Linked DNA regions of Mus musculus: region 2 is linked to region 1. The links are chromatin loops, found by intact Hi-C in ENCODE. Cell type or tissue: gastrocnemius. All regions are shown on one strand.

Evidence for each region. Hi-C counts contacts between places; a loop is a spot of excess contacts. Peaks named below come from ENCODE experiments on the same cell type or tissue, not always from the same donor. Only the 100,000 strongest peaks of a DNase experiment are listed, where the experiment ranks them.
Region 2: a loop joins it to region 1, with 2.6 times the contacts of the local background. A loop is called at or near these places in 9 of 42 quality-filtered maps.

What each region holds. Positions count from the first base shown.
Region 1 is chr6:54,252,364-54,254,863 of GRCm38, reverse strand. All of the region lies in intron 6 of Chn2 (chimerin 2), which reads right to left. It overlaps Gm15527 (a long non-coding RNA gene), which reads left to right. Exons shown (of 3, transcript XR_003956307.1): 1 at 1-298. Among named protein-coding and RNA genes, the nearest start is that of Gm15527, 1.4 kb to the left of the region's middle. In gastrocnemius, a CTCF peak has its summit at 1,489 (motif pointing right); a DNase peak (open chromatin) is centred at 1,491; H3K27ac peaks cover 960 bases.
Region 2 is chr6:54,325,615-54,328,114 of GRCm38, reverse strand. It overlaps Prr15 (proline rich 15), which reads right to left and starts at 1,214. Exons shown (of 2, transcript NM_030024.3): 1 at 805-1,214. All of the region lies in intron 4 of 9130019P16Rik (RIKEN cDNA 9130019P16 gene), which reads left to right. In gastrocnemius, no CTCF peak of the experiment used is centred here; DNase peaks (open chromatin) are centred at 201 and 1,305; H3K4me3 peaks cover 1,738 bases; H3K27ac peaks cover 1,380 bases.

The DNA of each region.
Region 1 (2,500 bases):
CTGCATCTGACCTAGAAATCTGAAAGGACAGTGGGGGAGGGGAGACAGACACTTGCAGGTTAAATAGGCCGTAGTATTGTCCAGGCACAGTGTGCCTGAAATTTGTTACCTGGGTGCTTGTACGTCATTTGGTAATCACACTCTCTCCCCCTGGACCAGGCACTATGGTGGGCACAGGAAACTAAGGATAACTAACATTCAGGCCTTCACTTCAAGGAGCCAATATTTGCAAGAGTGAAGAGAAATGGCCTTGAACCGTGTAGTCATGTAACAATTCCTGCTCCGGGACTCGGAAGAGGTAGGTTCAAAGCGTTCTGGGAACAAGGTAGAAGACACAATAAATTCAGGGAGGCAGACGGGGTGGGGGGTGGGGCGGGGGCGGAGGAGAGGAACTCTAGAAAGTCAAGGCCAGGAGAAATATTCAAAAAGCTTTGACAGGCCTTTGTGTAGAGCAAGCGTGTGTTAGACAGAGAAAAAGACAAAAGCATTTTAAGTGGACAACCACACCAACGTGGGATGTGCTCGGGGAGACGATAGAGTTGTCCTTGAAAGAGCCACTGTTAGTTAGGTTTGTTATTACTGTCTACAGTGTCAGGGCCTGAACCAGGGACCTGTGAGCCAGGCAAGCGCTCTACTACCGAGATACAGCCTAGCGCTCTGACTCTCCTCTCAGCCCTGAGGCTTGGGCTCCTTCCTGAAAACACTCATCTCAGACAGCTGAGAGTTTGGCTGTGACTGGGAAATCCTTAGTAGCTGAGTTCTGATGCACAGCTGCCTTGTTCTGTGTGATGGAGGCGGAACTAGGACCATAAGGCTGGGCACCGGGAGTGCAGGCTCACGTGGGCTTGGGCTGAACCCCTGTCCTCAGACAAGGCGTGGTGTCCTCCTTGTCCTCACTTCTCTCCAGAGCAAAAGACATTGTTTGGATCCAAGATCTGCCAAGTAGCACCTGACACCTCCCCCAACCCCAGTCTGTCACTTGCTGGCCACAGGCATGGCTCAGCTGGGTATTTTTAGAGTGTTTTTTTTTTTCTTTTTTAAGCAGCATACACAGTATTAGGTTTCTTCTGCACTTTCAAGCAGAATGCATTGTGGTGGCTCCTCCCTCTCCTGCTCCACACCCCTGACCTCTCCTTATGCCCTTCTACCCACCTGCATGTCTGACCTCTGAAAAAACACGTTAAAGGACGGACTTCTGAAAAACGGACCAGGAGCAATTGTTCCAAGCCAGTAAACTGGAACCCCACACTTTCCCAGTGTTGGGAGAAATCACAGGCTTCAGGTGCCCATCTGGCCATCCGGAGAACAGACGGGTGTGGCTTGGGAACAACTTGTACCCTTCTGTGTGTCCACAACTGTGATGTGACTAAGTAGCTTCTAAGACTATGAAAACCTTCTCTAGTTTAAACAATTATATTGAATGTGTATGGGTGTTCTGACAGGGTGTATCTGTGAGCCTTGCACATGCAGTGCCCACGGTGGCCAGAAGAGGGCCTCAGAGACCCCGCAACTGGAGTTACACCGAATTGTGATGTACTATGTAGGTGCTGGGACTGACCTGATCCCTCTGCAAGCACAGCCAGTGGTCTTAACTGCTGAGCCATCTCTTCAGCCCAGAACCTATCATTTTATCAGATGACTTTTCAAAGTTGTTGTATTAGGGCTATAGTGATGTTTATATTGTGTTCATTAAATCTTAGTCATATGTTAAACTTTGGCAAGTGAACATTTATTTTGTACAGTGAGTGAGTGGTTCCACCATTAAACTCCTTGAAGATTAAAAACAATCTGGAGAGGCTGGTAAGATGGCTCACTGGGGTCAAGGTGCCTGACAACCTGAGTCTGAACCTGTAATCCGTATGGTGGAAAGAGAGAGTCTGCTACTACAAGTTGTCCTCTGATCTCCAAAAACATGCAGTGGCACATAGGTGTGCACATGCCACAGTGCACATGTGGAGGTGAGAGGACAACTTTTCAGAATTGGTTCTGTCCTACTATAGATTCAGGACATCAGACTTGGTGGCAGGTGCCTTTACCTGCTGAGCCTTCCCTGCCTGAGAGCACATTCTTTAGTGGCTTTCTGGAACTGCTAGTTTAGTGGCATCACAGTGGTGGTGTGAACTCAGGGTAGGGTCTACATCATGGGTATCGGTGAATAACGCTGCACCCCAGGTGGGGAAACATCTCAGCTGTATCCAGCAGCACTCCGCAGACTGTGGTGCTTTTAAAGGAACCAAGGAAGACCATGTCAAACTGCTGTTGGGATGATTTTACCAAGTTTGAAACCTAACTACTAAGAAGACACCGAATTGTGTCTGGGAAGCTTAGAGCGAGTGACACCCGCCCTCTTTAGAGTTCTGCGAGTTTCAAGGAAGCCACACAGCCACTGTCTCTGTACTGTTAGAGTTGTTGTGGCCATGTGACTAAGCAAATAAAGTAGAGTTAGGTGTCACCTTGAGGATGTGTCATAGGAAGAATGCCCATGGTCATTCCACAATGG
Region 2 (2,500 bases), 73 kb before region 1:
TTGTAAACAAAGTCTTCTGGTACTTTTCTTTGCTGGTTGCCTTTCCATCCTCCAAAGGAGAGCGCCCAACCAGGAACTCCAGAAAACCATTGAATAACGGAGCCCAGACGCTCCTGATAGTGCAAGCCAGACTCTTGGCACACTTCCTGTGAGCGTGCTACTGGACACGGCCACCACGAGTGGGCAGGGCTCGCGCGCGCCGCCCATTTCTAGGTTTCAGCTCCGCCGCTTCGCAGCCCACGCACCGCGGCGCTCCTGGGATTCGCCAGTGCGCAGGAGGGAAACTTGTGCGGCCGTTTGTTGTTGCAGGTTCTCCCGGAACTGCCTGGTAGAGGAAGTCTCTGCGCCTACGGGGAGGCGCCATCTCCTCCCTGGGGATGTCCTGAGGACTCACTCGGACTGGGGCTTGAAAACCGTAAAAGCAGAACCAGCTCAAAGTTCTTTCCCTAAGAAAGGCGCCCACACCCTTAGGCACCGTCAACGTTGGGGTCTACAAACGTCTTACTCCCTATTCTGCAGATCGGAAAAACACCGCACCCCAAGGCATTTATTAATGGTGGTGGGCAGCCACCCAACACTTTCTTTTCCACAGTGACCAACTTGGTGTGTACGGAAAGGCTTTGTGAGAATTGCGCAAGGAAAAGATGGCAAATAATGCAAAAGTAGGCAGATCACTGTTCTGGGGGGGGCCTCTCCTCTGGCAGCAGGAGGAGGGGCACTGCAAAGCGCTAGACAGCATTCTCCAGGGACTTCGTAGCGCCAGGGCCTGCCTTGTGAGACGCAGAGGGACTCTGGTTCACTCACCTGTAGGGGCTTTCAGGGCCACTGCGGCGCCGCGCTGCGCCGCGCGGGCTGTCTAGAACACGGAGGGGGCGTCTCCGGGTGCCTGAAGCTTAGTCGCGGTGTCCCTTATCGCTGACTAGGAGAGATGCAGGAATCGTTGTTGCTGATCTCGCCCAACACCCCTGACACTCGCACACTGTCGGAACAACCTGGGGTTGGCAGCACGGTCCGCTCAGGTGGCAGGGACTGTCAGATCCTCCGCCCCAGGGTGAGTCTGGTCAGCCTTTCCCGGTGGGAGTCTCACATTCTAGGGCGCGTCCTTTCTTCCCGTTCACTCTGCTCTCTGGCCTCAGCTAGACAGGACCTGGGCTACTGACTCCGGCGCACTACCCTTCCTGAGCGTCCGTAGGAACGCGCTGAGACATCTGCCCACTTGCTGGTGGTTGGCCAAAGGCCTGAAGACACCAGAACTGAGGAGGAGGGGAGGGTCAGGGTGGGACAGGAGGCGGCCGCCAGGCTACAGGTGCAGGTAGGCGTCCCCGCCCTTCTGGGGACCAGATTGGACGAGGTTGCAAACGTGGTTCCAGCCCTGCGGACTCTGATTGGAGAAAAAGCTGTGCTGCGCCGCCTCCCTGCTCGCGTTCCGTTCTTGCGCTGAGGTTTGAGTCCCAAGGCTTTCAAATTTTCTAACTCGGAGAGCTGATTCAAACTCTGTCATTGTTTGGGAGTTTCAAGCGCCCTTACCTAAAAGACTAAGAGTTGAGAACCATGTCGTTGCTGTCATCGGGCGCTATCCTAGTACTATAACTCACTTGGGTCAACTCACTTGGGTTAACTCACTTGCTCATCAGACCGCCCCAGGCCTGGGCACTATGGCTCCTAACAGACCTGCAAAGGAACCATGGCTTTGCGGAGGTTAAACAGTTGTCCAGGATTGCATGCTGAAGGGCAATCTCGAAGTAACGGGGTTGGAAGTTTGATTCCAGCTTATCAGCTTGTTAGTCTTGGGTTCTTACCATAACTAAGTGCCTATGCTACAAAGCATCTTTCGCGTTTGGGCGACCGCGCATCGACACCCATCCAAGCATATTACTCCAGCCCAGAGCCACTGAGAGGGTGAACCAATGGGCCCCAGCACCGTGCAAGGTGCTTTAGCTCGGTGGTTATTTGTCAAAAACGGTATTAGAGGAGACATTTCTCTAACTAAGGCGAAGTTACGACTTGAAAGAGATTTTGGGGGTCTCTAGGCTTGCAGACATGCAAGTAGGACCCTTTCTTTGCCTCTAAGGTAGGCAGTCCAGGCAATTTGTCTGCTTTGAGCACTTTCTGCGGGACAAGCCTGGTGAGAGACAGATCACCAACCAACTCTGATCTCTTGCAATAAGGATTTGATAAGCAGGCAGGAATTTTATAGAGACTTTCAATACAGTAGGGAAGAGGAAAATACAAGGACTTGGTTGGTGTCTTAGTTTGGATTCAATTAAAAAATGAAAGATGAACATACACTGTGTATTTGGAAATGATTTGTTTCTAACCAGAGATTAGAGAACTCCCCTCCCCCTTCCTCCCTCTGCCCCTTTCTCTCTCCTCCCCCTTTCCCCTCCTTCTCTGCCCCCCTTCCTCCTTCCTTCCTTTCTTTATTGGTGGAATTTCACTATGTAACTAAGACTGGATTCAAACTCTGGCATACCACCAAAACTGACTCTTGAGGTTAGTT